Linked DNA regions of Homo sapiens: region 1 is linked to region 2. A link is an interaction called in ENCODE POLR2A ChIA-PET data of the cell type or tissue named here. Cell type or tissue: endothelial cell of umbilical vein. All regions are shown on one strand. Links, peaks and the distances in the headings refer to the core of each region. The heading gives the core; the rest is flanking DNA.

Evidence for each region. ChIA-PET counts read pairs that join two places held together with the same protein. Peaks named below come from ENCODE experiments on the same cell type or tissue, not always from the same donor. Only the 100,000 strongest peaks of a DNase experiment are listed, where the experiment ranks them.
Region 1: POLR2A ChIA-PET joins it to region 2 with 7 read pairs; 1 of 35 experiments calls an interaction of 5 or more read pairs at or near these places.

What each region holds. Positions count from the first base shown.
Region 1 is chr5:147,463,536-147,470,634 of GRCh38, forward strand. All of the region lies in intron 1 of DPYSL3 (dihydropyrimidinase like 3), which reads right to left. Among named protein-coding and RNA genes, the nearest start is that of DPYSL3, 43 kb to the right of the region's middle. In endothelial cell of umbilical vein, for the core only: a CTCF peak has its summit at 851 (motif pointing right); DNase peaks (open chromatin) are centred at 896 and 3,236.
Region 2 is chr5:146,471,843-146,478,941 of GRCh38, forward strand. It overlaps TCERG1 (transcription elongation regulator 1), which reads left to right. Exons shown (of 23, transcript NM_001382548.1): 10 at 6,651-6,811. Among named protein-coding and RNA genes, the nearest start is that of TCERG1, 28 kb to the left of the region's middle. In endothelial cell of umbilical vein, for the core only: a CTCF peak has its summit at 3,560; DNase peaks (open chromatin) are centred at 3,349 and 4,299; H3K27ac peaks cover 648 bases.

The DNA.
Region 1 (7,099 bases), core at 758-5,757, 990 kb after region 2:
ATTGTTAATGCCCCCCAGAGGGCATCCATCACAGAAGAGGCACTAAACCATGAGGTACATAAAGTGACCCTGTTAGTTGACATCTGCCAGGCTCTGCCATCAGCAGCCCCAATGTGGCACAATGGGCATATGATTAGAGTAGGCACAGTGACAGGGCTAGAGGCAATGCAGGGAACCGACCAATGCTGATTCAGCTACTGGTGCTGTCAAATGTCCGTCATGCCAGCAAGAGAGAGCAACCCTACTTTCCAATCTGGCACCATCCCTTAAAGATACAAGCAGCCACTTGGTGACAAGTTGAATACACTGGGCCCCTTTCATACTAGAAGGCACAGGGATTAATTTTTACAGAAATGAACACATTCTAGGCACAGATTTGCCTTTGCTGCTGCTAGGGCCTTAGTCAACACCACTATTTGAGGGCTTAAGGAGTGTCTCATTAACTGGCACAGGATCCCACAAAACATCACATGAGACCAATGGGCCCACTCAATAACAAATGAGATACAAGAAAGGCCACATGACCACAGGATCCACAGTTATATCAAATACCATTTTAACCAGAAGCTACCATCCTGAGTGTGAAGGAATGGCCTATTGAAGGGACAACTGAAGTGCCAATTCAGAGAGGAGTCTGTGCAAGGATAGGGAGCCATCCTCCAGGGTGCACTGGACATTTTACATCAATGCCCTTTATATGGTGCTGTGTCCCAAAAGGAAGAATACATGAATGCAAGAACCAAGGGGAAGAAGCAGGAGTGATCCCTTTTACCTTCACTCCCAGGGACCCAACTCGAAATACACGCTTTCCACTTCTGCGGTTCTGGGTTATTTAGTGCCTTTTCACCAAGGAGAAATGTTTCCACCAGGGGGCATAGCAAGAATCCTACTGAACTCTAAGTTGCAGCTGCTACCTGTGTACTTCGGGCTCATGGGCCCAGAGTCTGTAAACAAGCAAGGAGAGTCAGCATCCTTGTAGGACCCTGATTATCAGGAGAAGGTAAGGCTGCTGTTACACGATAAAAGAAAGGAAGAGTATGTATAGTACCTTTGTGAACTACATGGGTTCTTATATGTACTAACTTGCCCAGCATTAATGGTATAGACAAGTACATCAGCCATAATGTACTTGAGCCTGAGAAAGCCATGGTGACCAGGGACTCTGCCCCTTCCATGTCCTAACACCAGGCAAACCATCTGGACCAGTGAAGGTACTAGCTGAGAGTGAGGAGCATCTAGAATGGTCAGTAGAGGACAATAATGGGTCTTACTGTGGTCTTAAGACCAGCTGTGGAAAAAGAGGCCCTGAGACCTCCCAAGAGAAGAGACCCTAAATCCTGAAGTTTTTGCTCCCTGAACGTACACAGAGAAGTAAATCTGAGGTCAGCTGTGGTGGCTCATGTTTGTAATCCTAGCTCTTTGGGAGGGCAAAGGGAGAGAATTGCTTGAGCCCAGGAGTTCAGGACTAGCCTAGCCAACATAGCTTTTTCTCTACAAAAGTTTTAAAAATTAGCTGAACGTGGTGGCACATGCCTGTAATTCCAGCTACTTGGGAGGCTAAAATAGGAGGATTAGTTGAGCCCAGGAGGTCAAGGCTGCAGTGAGCTGTGATCACACTACTGCACTCCAGCCTGGACAAGAAAGTGAGATCCTGTCTCTCTCAAAAATAAAATAAAATAAACAAAAAACAAAACAACAACAATAACGAGGAAGTGAATCTGAGCTATATGAAGAGTGGTCTGTAGTAGACACTTGGTATTCTACCCAGGTCTCTCTTTTTTTTTGACGGAGCCTCGCACTGTTGCCCAGGCTGGAGTGCAGTGGCACAATCTTGGCTCATTGCAAATTCCACCTCCCGGATTCAAGCGATTCTCCTGCCTCAGCCTCCCAAGTAGCTGGGAATACAGGTGCCTGCCGCCACGCCTGGCTAATTTTTGTATTTTTAGTAGAGACTGGGTTTCACTGTGTTGGCCAGGGTGGTCTCAAGCCCCTGACCTCAGGTGATCCACCCGCCTTGGCCTCCCAAAGTGCTGAGATTACAGGGGTGAGCCACTGTTCCCGGCCCCTGGTCCCTTAAGACTAAGGGATTTATTACCCCGGGTGCTCTCAACCCTTTTCTGAAAATTGCCCCTGTCTAAAGCCCCGCCGACCCAGGGCATATGACCCGATAGTTGGTTAATGTGAGCACCCAGAGGCCTGGCCTTCTAGTCAAAAAAGGGGAAGAATTCTAAAGGGTTATCCCAGTATCATGCCTGCCTATAAGGTCATATAAGGTCTGCTGAAGCCTTTGTTAAGACCACAACACGGCTTAACTTGTCCCTCTCCCTGATCCTTCTTTTTCTCTTCCCTTCCACAGATGTCGATCCAGGAACACTCCCGAATAAACTTCCTTCATCCTATTATTCTTCTCAGATCTGCTTCCCAGGATACTCAGCCAACAACAGTGAGATTGATATTAAATAAATATGTACATGGACAGACATTTTTTATTTAGCCAGCATTTTAAATTTTATAGATTTCACACTCACATTTATATTTCTTTAAAAATTAAGAGACCTGGCAATTCTGGGCTCATAGACACACATCAGTGCCCATTAGCTAGAGTAAAATATTGGCTGCCTGTTGACAGAATATGTATTCTCCAATTAGCCATAATGTCTGTTGCTTCCTCTTCCTTTACATGGGGTTTGCTGCCATTTATTTATGCCCCTGCCTGGTTTATGGTCATCTGAATTTCTGGCATCAGAAATTTAGAGACTGTTGAGTTATTTAGGAATTGGAGAATAGGGAGTCTGTGTCTCAAATGTGAAGGGTGTTGTATTCTGAAGGAGTGTTTGATATCTGTTCAGAATTAAGATGGCAGTGAGTTATCTCCAGGGAACTACCTCCTTTCCAGCCCACCCTCACTCCACCAGCACTGAGCCCTAAATCACAAGACTGAATCCCGGAACTACCTGCACCCTGTCTGTTAAAAGCCTGTCTGAGAACATGCGCCGGAGCTGCTGAATCTTCAGTTAAGTGCAGTCAATTTCACCCTTGGGTGAATGGAAGCACATGTGATTGAGTTCAGATCCCTTCCTGAATAGCACAACAGTTCACTCCCAGAAGGATGTGAAACTCACTCCTGGATGGGGACTCAGAACAGCAAGCCAACCCCAAAGTGTGAGGCTGCAATCCCACTTTGTATTTTGCAGGCTTCCCCTCCATCTTCAGGAAGGGACTTTGGCTGTGTTGTTTGTGTTTTTCCCTCCTGTTTCCTGTACTCAGCTATAGCAAATGTTCCAGGGCCATTGGCCTCATTAGTTCTGGCTCCGTTTTGCGGGGGAAAGTAGGGATGGCAGAGACACATGCCTGAGAGTCTAGACACAGATTGCACCGAGCAACTTATCCAAGGAGCCCTGGGATGAGAAACAGGCACCTCTAGCAAATGGAGTGTCAACAAATGAGTACTTTTTATTGATTTGGCCACCTCTACACACTGATCCCAAATAAGACCCTAGATTTCTGAGCTCAGGGGGTCCAGTGACCTGAGCTCACCTGGCCTCAAGTGGAGTACTTAGATAGTTTAAAGGGCCAGGCACTTATTTTTTCACTGGAGACATAAACATAAGAGGCAAAAAACAGAAATAGAGAAAGCTGTTAGATTTTCCAAATTTGTTTCAAATTATTTGACTTTGGAATTAACAACCTGAAAAACCTTAGCCTTACTTGCCTCACCTGTTAAAGTAGCTGGTAGAATAGCTGAGTGGATATGCTGACACAAAAAAGGGGAAACAGGTCTTATGAAACAGAAAAATGGGTTGATTCATTTGAAAGGAGTTGCTGGTGTATATCATTATAGTACAGGATAATTAAAAGAATAGATTTTGAAGTCCCCATAGAAGTGAGTGGATGGAAAATGAAGGAAACCTGCCCAACCTGGCCCCTAGTCAAATACTAATCTTGCCTCCCTGCTGTAATCGTACACCAAATTAGATAAGGACCTTCTGGACTGAATTTATTAATAGAGTACATATACAGAACGCCTTCCAAAAAGGCATACACAATTAATGCATATTTTAACAAGTAACCAAGTCTTCTTTTCAGTACCTCACAGCTACAAACAATTTACACGGACCTCCAAAAACATCAAGGTATTGCTGGCAAAAGAGATGAATAATTTTGTGTTATTGACACTTCATTAGATTATACCTTTCATGGGGATTGTCTTAGTCCATTCCTGCTGCTATAACAAAATATCTTAGACTGCGTAATGTACAAACAACAGAAATTTATTTCTCACAGTTCTGGAGGCTGAAAAGTCTGAGATTAAGGCATCAGCAGATTCTGTGTCTGGTGAGTGGCCTATTCCTCCTGGATGGTGCCTTCTAGGTCCTCACCTGGCTGAATGGGCAAGACAGCTCCCTTGAACTTCTTTTATAAGGGCACTAACTGCATTCGTGAGGGCAGAGCCTTATTGATTAATCACTTCCCAAAAGGCCTACTTCTTAAAACTGTCACATTGAATTTTAGGCTCCAAAATACAAATTAAGTTCCAACATATAAATTTCCAACACCAACATTTGGACCATAGCAGTGATCCTTTATAATGCATAAAAAGGTGCTAGTTAATAGAACAATGGCTCTATTGTAATGAGGGTTTTAAGCTAATGCCACTATGGAAAACAATGATTTTTAACACCCACATATCTTTGACTCACTCAGCCTTAATTAAAATTAAAGTTAAAAGCAGGCACTACTTTCTTTTTCCAAGCAGGAGTCCTGGAAATCACTTGTAGAGCTAGCTTTAAGAAACCACTATTACAAATGATTTCACAACTACAATGCACTGGATTTGCAATTTGCCTTTGTTTAGAAAGATAAGAGGAAAGCTCAGTGGATGTTTATACATCTACTACAGAATTTAATTTAAATCTATAGTTAGTCTTTATTTTGTCACCACAAAGTTAAACTTCTCTTTATGTCCCCTGACTAAAAACCTGCAGAGAACTTCTTGTAATATTGAAGGCCTATTTTAACAGGTCCAAGCTCTCCCCACTTAACTCTCTGTGACTGTAAAAGACTATCGCAAGAAACTAGATTATCAGAAAGTTTGTTGTAAAGAACCTACTCTGTAAAGGTAGAAACTATGTTTTGCCATAGAAAGTTGATTTGACTCATTAACTTAATAATTTTTTTTCTTATATATATGTATATATTTTTATTATACTTTAAGTTCTGGGGTACATGTGCACAATGTGCAGGTTTGTTACATATGTATACATGTGCCATGTTGGTGTGCTGCACCCATTACCTAATGTAAATAATGATTGTTTTATTATGACCTTGCAAGTTGAGTTTTCTTTAGGATAAAAAGATGATAAGAGCCAATGGACAGCAATAATGATATTCATATTAAATTTTTTTCAAGTAAAATAGAAAAGAACTAGCCAATTAAGTTGCGAATACAATGTACGCTATTTTCCACGACAACACCAATAAAACAGAAGAATATCCGAGGCAGCCAATCAGCCACCACCAGGGACAGAATGGCAGACTCCTCTGCCAAAATTCTTATGACCACTGGGGCACCCTCAAGCACATTGTAGCCTTGGCCAGTCCCTGGCTCTGGAGCTGTTTGCTTGATGTCAGTAATTTTCCCCTTCTCCAGTAATACTCCGCATCACTGATAGCAGCTGTAGGGCAATATCAATACACCTCCTTGACTGTTCTTTAGGTCCCCTTGCTTTCCTCTCTACTTGGCAAGAGGCCACTTGTTGCCCTGATAGGGCCCAGGTGAGAAGATATATCATGGAGCTCAGAAATGGAATCCAACTCTGCTAGTCACACAAACCAGTGTTTAAATTCTAGCTCTGCTGTAGCAACTGTGGTGCCCCACACAAGTTCTTTTAAACTCAGTTTTCTCCTCTATAAAATAGGGATAATATGGTTAAGTTAGATAGCATGAAGATTAGGTAAAATGTTGGAGAGGTCCTGATATTCTGGGAATGCTCCAATAAACTGGACTATTTAATCAGATTAATTAAAATATTGCATGATGTTGCCCAAGGCACAGAATGTTATTGAGTGAACCCAATCAAAAGATAGCCAAAAGGTGAACCTCCAAAAATTCCATGGATATATATATTTTTTGCACATTTTTCTGGGAAGAAGAATCTCTAGTTTTCTTCAGATTCTCAAAGGGTGTATGACCCCAAAGAGGTCACCCATTCTCACTGGTATAATATTGCTTCCCAATCCTTAGCTCTAGCCAGCCCTCTCCTCTTAGCCTCAGTATCATACATCTAACTGCATACAGGATGTTTCCACCTAGGTGATCCACAAGCGCCTCAGTTACAATACAGTGGCCCCTTTGGTGCACCATCTTGATCCTTCAGGAATAAAGGGCTTATGACTCCAGCTTCTGCAAAAGCTACTGGCAGAAGGCTCTCAGTTGTCAGCCACCTTTGGACATTGCTTCAGCTAAAGACATCCATTTTGTCTGAGACGTCACTGCCTTGAGGGGTGACCCACATGCAATGATACTGATGAGGAGTTGTAAAGGCCTGACCCTTATCCCAACTCAGGAGCAAGCTGAAGGTTCATCCTCTCTTCGTAACTCCCTTCAGGGTCAGCTGAGGTGTCCATTGAGGCAGCCTTCTCCCTCTACCCAATTCTGCCTCCATCTCCTTCCTTTTCTTCCCTTCCTTGGTGTTGACCTTCAGAGCACTCCCTAATAAGCCTTCTGCATATTATTCTTGGTATTATAATCTACTTTCTAGGGCACCTAGAGCACTAAACAAATCTAACATAGATTCCGGAAACTTCTCTTTACCTTTTCCGGTGCTCTGTAGCTCAGCTGGTGACACCTCCCTTCACCTGGTCATCTTCACTGGAAACCCGGGTCTCAGTGCTTGGTCCTTTCCCACTGTCTGCTCCCTCTGTCTGGACCAACCTCAACCAGTTTATCTCCTTCTTGTCTTTCAGGTCTCATCTTAAATTGTCACTTTCCCACTTACCTGTAAGTGAGTCTCCAATCATTCCTCAGTATTCTCAGACTAAAACTCAAGATTCTTGATACGATGTTTGACACTCTCCACACTTGACCTCTGCTCATCTC
Region 2 (7,099 bases), core at 1,166-6,165:
CGCCTCGGCCTCCCAAAGTGCTGGGATTACAGGTGTGAGCCACCGTGCCCGGCCTCAAGTAGTAATTTTTAAAAATCATACTTGATTGTTACATGGTTTATTTTGTAGAAAGAAAAAGTACTTTAAAAAGTGTATGTCAAATATGTTTTTATCTACTGAATATTTTGGCCTTTGTTGTATTTGAGTTATTCAAAACTGAAGTTCAATTACTACAAGTGTCTTCCTAGTACTACTCTCCATTAATGTGTATTCTTCATAATTATAGACATGACCACTGTGAGATCCTGAATCTACTTTTTGTTTAAAATATTTTAAATTTGTTTTTGCATGTTTACTCACTATGCGATTACATTTATAGAATTGTGTAAAATTATGTCTTTCAATCTAAGTATGGCATACCTCATTTTATAGTGCTCCACTATCTTGTGCTTCATAGATACTGTGTTTTTAAAAATTGAAAGTTTTGTGGCAACCCTGTATCTAACATGCCTCTTGGTTTCATTTTTTCAACAGCATGTGCTCATTTTGTGTTTCGGTGTTACATTTTGGTAATTCTTGGGATATTTCAAACTTTTTCATTATTTTTATATCTGTTACAGTGATCTGCGATCAGTGATCTTTTATGTTACTGTTGTAATTGTTTTGGGGTGCCACAAACCACACCCATGTAAGATGGTGAACCTAATTGATAAACGTGTGTGATCTAACTGTTCCACCGACCGGCTGTTCCCCATCTCTCTTCCTCTCCTCGGGTGTCCATTTTCCCTGAGACACAACAATATTGAAATTAGGCCAATTAGTAGCCCTATAATGCCCTCAAAGTGTTCAAGTGAAAGGAAGAGTCACATACCTCTCACTTTGTGTGTGTGTGTGTGTGTGTGTGTGTTTTGAGACGGAGTCTTGCTCTGTCGCCCAGGCTGGAGTGCAGTGGTGCGATCTTGGTTCACTGCAACTTCCGCCTCCTGGGTTCAAGCGATTCTTCTGTCTCAGCTTCCCAAATAGCTGGGATTATAGTTACACGCCACCACGCCTGGCTAATTTTTTGCATTTTTAGTAGAGATGGGGTTTCACCGTATTAGCCAGGATGGTCTCGATCTCCTGACCTCGTGATCCGCCCACCTTGGCCTCCCAAAGTGCTGGGATTACAGGCATGAGCCACCATGCCCAGCTACATACCTCTCACTTTAAGTCAAAAACTAAACATGATTAAGCTTAGTAAGGAAGGCATGTCAAAAGCCGAGATAGGCTGAAAGCTAGGCCTTTTGGGCTAAATAGCCAAGTTGTGAATGCAAAAGAAGGAAATGAAAAGTGCTATTCATGTGAACATAAGAATGATAAGAACCTTATTCCTGATAATGGAGAAAGTTTGAGTGGTCTGGATAGATGATCAAACCAGCTACAACATTTCATTAAGCCAAAACCTAATCCACAAGAGATGCCCTACCTGCCCTCAGTTCTGTGAAGGCTGAGAGTGGTGAGAAAGCTGCAGAAGAAGAGTTGGAAGCTAGTAGAGGTTGGTACATGAGATTTAAGTAAGAAGCCATCTCCATAACATAAGTGCAAGAGGAAGCAGCACGTGCTGATGTAGAAGCTGTAGCAAGTTATCCAGAAGATCAAGTTAAGGTTATCGATGAGGGCAATTACACTAAACAAGAGATTTTCAGTGTAGACGAAACAGCCTTCTATTGGGAGAACATGCCATCCCAGGACTTTGATAGCTAGAGAGAAGTCACCGCTTGGCTTCAAAGGATGGGCTGACTCTCACCATCTCTCTGGTGACTTTAAGTTGAAGCCACTGCTCATTTACCATTTTGAAAATCCTAGGGCCCTTGAGAATGACGTTAAATCTACTCTGCTTGTGCTTTATAAATGGAACAGCAGAGCCTGGATAACAGCATATCTGTTGATAGCATGGTTTACTGAGTTAAGCCCACTGTTGAGACTTACTGCTCAGAAAGAAGTTTGTTTTTTTCCTCAAAATATTGCTGTTCATTGACAAAGCACCTCTTCACCCAAGAGCTGTGATGGAAATGTACAAGGAGATGAATGGTGTTTTCATGCCGCTAACAACATCCAGTCTGCAGCCCATGGATCAAGGAGTCATTTTGACTTTCAAGTCTTATTACTGAAAGTAATAAGGCTATAGCTGCCATAGATTGTGATTCCTCTGGTGGATCTGGCTATAGCTGCCATAGATTGTGATTTCATCAGGCTATAGCTGCCGTAGATTGTGATTCCTCTGGTGGATCTGGGCAAAGTCAATAGAACACCTTCTGTAAACAATTCACCATTGTAGATGCCATTAAGAACACTGGTGATTCATGGGAGGAGGTCCAGATATTAACATTAACAGGAGTTTGGAGGAAGTTGATACCAACTCTCATGGATGATTTTGAGGAACTGAAGACTTCAGTGAAGGAAGTCACTGCAGATGTGATGGAAATAGCAAGAGAACTAGTATTAGAAATGAGCCTGAAGATGAGCCAGAATTGCTGCAATTTTATGAGAAAACTGTAATGGGTCAGGAGTTGCTTCTTATGTATGAGCAAAGAAAGTGAATTCTTCAGATAGAATCTACTGGTGAAGATGCCATGAACATTGTTGAAATAATAAGGGATTTAGAATATTACATAAACTTGGTGGATAAAGCAGCAGCAGGGCTTCCATTTTGATTGATGCCAAACTTTAAGGAAGCTGTACTGTAGGTAAAATGCTATCAAACAGCATTGCATGCTACAGAGAAATCTTTTGCGAAAGGGGGAGTCAATTGATATAGAAAACTTCATATTTGTCTTATTTTAAGAAATTGCCACAGCTACCCCAGTCATCAGCAACCACCAGCCTCATGAGTGTTCAGCCATCAAGAGATTGAGGCAAGACCCTCCACCAGCAAAAACATTATGATGCCCTGAAAGCTCAGATGATAGCATTTTTTTAGCAATAAAGTATTTTTAAATTATAGTATGTACATTGGTTCTTTTGGACATAATGTTGCACACTAAATAGACTACAGCATGATGTAAATATAACTTTTGTATATGGTGGGATACAAAAATTTTGAGATTTACTTTATTGCAATATTTGCTGTATTTTGTTGGTCTGGAGCTGAACCCACAATATCCGAGGTACGCCTGTCTACTTCTTTTTTTCTCTTATCTTGTTTTTCCCTTTTCTTCCTTTTGCCACATCTGTGCTTCATTTCCTGTTCCTGCTCCAACTTATTTAATCTATATACAATCCACACATTGCAATGATTTGGCTTGTTTCTGAAGTCTTGTAATCTATAGGTTCCCTTCTGACTTCTTTTCCTTGTTTTTGTTATTGAAGAAATAAATGTTTTTCCTATAGTGTTCCCAAGTCTGGATTTGTCCCCATGGTACTGTCTAATAGGATCCTCCATTCCTGAATTTCCTACAGACAGGCAAGCAGGTCTAGAAGTGTGATCAGATTCGGATTTAATCTTTTTGGCAAGCCTAGTTCATAAGTGATGATTATTATTGTGTAGATCAGATGTTTTCAACTAGGAGTAATTTTGCCCCTAGTGGACGTTTGGCAATGCCTGGAGACAATTTTTGGTTGTCAAAACTTGGAGGGTGTTAGTGGCATCTAGCAGATAGATGCTAGGGATGCTCTAAACATCCTATTATGCACTGGACTGCTCCCAACAAGAATTACTTACCTAGCCCAATATGTCAGCAGTGTAAGATTGAAAAACTCTGGCCAAGATTGATTAAATCATTAACCCGATTAAATCATTAACCCATTTATGCTGAAGGTTGCAAATTTTTTTTGTGAAAAATCAGACCTTGGCAATGACCTTGAGCAGTAGGATATAAATCCCACAAGCTTAGCGTTCCAATAATGGAACACTAGGCATAACTGTGTTAAGGGTTGAAAGTAGTGGTAATGTATTTCTTTTATTCCCTTTTCATTAACTGGGATGCTTATAGAGAGATACTTCCCCTTATCACCATTGGTCACTTAGAGGTACAAATTGTATAGGAAGGGAAGGGCTTAGCAGTTTTCAGAATAGTGAGTTGGTTTGAGTATTATTCATAGGTTTAAATATATTTTCTATGTTTTTAATCTATTGCAGTTTTTATCCTTATTGATGTTTAAAATTGTCTCATCTTTGGTCAGGAGAAGCCTCTTGCGCTAACTTTTTAGGTTTTTTTTTGTTAAAATCCTCTGTAGCTTCCCTGCTTTCTGCTGTGACAAGATGTTCTAGGCTTATCTTGTATATATTTCCTGTCTCAGACCTAGACTGAGCCATTTCTGCAGGGGGCTCTTGGCACTTTTGTGGGAAGTGGATAGTTTGCAACTGAATTAGTCATTATTTTTAGACTTCTTTGGCAGACCCAGCTGGAAGATATACACATTCAAAGATACAGCATGAGTTGATACCATTACTTGCCATTTAGATCTACCTGAAGATTTTTATTGAACCTCATCATCTATCTTCAGTATCTCATTTCTTGCTGAAAATACTGTTTCTCAATGATAGTGACCTAATTACTCATTTGCTTTTCTCAGACATGTCACTGAGTAACAATACCAAAACTATCACTAACAATATAATTACTGAAGATAGTTTTTGTTGTTGCTCTAGGAATGTATAATCAAATTACTGTGTTTTAAAGGCACTTGGAATAGTTGTTTTCTGTATAATTTCTATATAATTATTCCACTGACTGTTACACAGGCTCATTTAAAAAAAATAATTATGGAAAATATTTACTTGGTTTCAAAGTTATAAAAACAGTCTGTATTCCAAGAATATATTCCTGGGTTGTGGTTTCTCTGTTTGAGTATTGTACATGAAAAGCTAGTAACCAACTCCAAACCCCCTCAATTTGGAGCTTCGTGGTCCTCATTAATTTTCGGACTTGGGGGTCCGTCCCCACCTCCTCTGTTCTTCAGATGAGATAGTTAATTATTGATTTTTTATTTTATTTTTTTGTGACAGGGTCTTGCTCTGTCACCCAGGCTGGAGTACAGTGGCACGATCATAGCTCACTGCCCCAGCCTCCTGCCTCCTGGGTAGGTGGGACTACAGGTGCATGCCATCACGCCTGGATAATTTAAAATTTTTTATTTTTTGTAGAGATGGAGGGTCTCACTTTGTTTCCCAGGCAGGTTTCAAACTGCTGGCTTCGAGTGATCCTCGCACCTCAGCATCTCAAAGTGCAGGTGTGAGAAGTACGGGCGTGAGCCACCATGCCCAGCTGATCCATCTTCTAATTCACTGATTGTTTCCTGGCGTCTCCATTCTGTCTTGAGCCAATCCAGTGAAATTTAATTTCAGTTATTTTTAATTTCTAAATTTTCCTTTTGGTTTTTTTTTTGTAGTTTATATTTCATTACTGAACTCTTTTCATTTATTTTAAGTGTGTTTTTCTTTATCTCAGGGAGGTATAGTTATTGTTGCTTCAAAGTTTTTTACTATCTTAACATAGGAGGCTTAGTCTGATCATTTCAACTTGTAAGTTACCTTGGACTTGACAACTGTTGATTAATTTGATGATCAGGTCATATAGACTTAGTTTCTGTTGGGGTTTTAGCTGCCATGCTACTGCAACCATGCCACTCTGCAACCAGAGATCACCCTCAGGGCAGAGCTACGAGGTGGGTGAAATGGGAGATTTACTCCCTTGCAGTTGTTTCTCTAAATTTTGGCTGTCCTCCGTATTGCTTTCTGTTTATTCATTAAGACTATACTATACAGAGTCTGAATGTAGTTGTGGTTTTTTTTTTCCTTTGAGTTTTCTAACTGTAATTAACAGGACCAATGGCTTGTAGTGCTTGTAGTGGGCTGCAGTGTATGATGCCCTAGTGCAATTGGTACTTTACTTTTTTTTTTTTTTTTTTTTTTTGAGACTGGGTCTCACTTTATTGCTCAGGCTGGAGTGCAGTGGTGCGATCACAACTTACTGCAGCCTTGACCTCCCGGGCTCAGGTGATCCTCCCACCTCAGCCCTGAGTAGCTGGGTCTACAAGCTCGTGCAATCACATCCAGCTAATTTTTTTAATTAATATTTTTTGTAGAGATGGCCTTTCACCATGTTGCCCAGGCTGGTCTCAAACTCCTGAGCTCAAGTGATCCTCCTGCTTTGGCCTCCCAAAGTGTTAGAATTACAGGCCTGAGCCACCGTGCTGGGCCTTCCCTTTACTTTTTATTTTAGATATAATTAGATCTTAAAGTCTTCATAGAAGGTTGCATTTCAGTATGTAGTTTTGGTTTGTTAAGAAATATTAAGAACTATAGTAGCTAGGATGCTATGTCTGTTCTTTAGCTTTAGAACTGCTTAATAGCATTATTGTTGCCATTAAACTCATTCTTTCTGATAGTTTAAAATTTAGTACTCTCAAATTGAGTGTGCCAAACCAAATTCCTAAGCATTTTAATCTCTGATCACAAATTGCTTTGCATTTCTTGGTTTTCTCAGTTAATATGTTGATCTGTTATTTTTGCTTGAGTCATTCAGTTATCTTGTAAAAACCATGTTTGGTTCTCTGTAAATAACTATTGGTAATAAGAACATGTCGTTCTTCAGTACCCTCATCTCCCTACTTGTAACAGGCTGAAAGAAGTCCTAGCTGTAAAATATGTTCTGTAACATAAGAGAATGATATTTTGCATCAATTCTTAGGTGTGTCGTTTGGACTGGTGATGAGCGGGTCTTCTTTTATAATCCCACCACTCGTCTTTCTATGTGGGACCGACCTGATGATCTGATTGGCAGGGCAGATGTTGACAAAATTATTCAGGAGCCCCCTCATAAAAAAGGAATGGAGGAATTGAAGAAACTAAGTAAGTTTTAAATTAGGAATTTATCCACTGATTTTAACATTCTTTTCATATTTTGATAGAAAATGTGGAAGGCATTTAGAAACCCTTTATTTTTCAAAGAATATAAGAAGCATTCGAAAAAAATAGACTGCTATCCTAGTTTGAATGAAATAATAGAGATTAAAAATATGGAGAGAATTTGGATAAGATTGTGCTTTGTAAAATATGTGTGTCTTTAATTTATTGTCCTACTCAAGATTTTCAGTTAGTCCAAGATATGGTTGGTAGTGTTGCTGCTTGCTTAGTGCT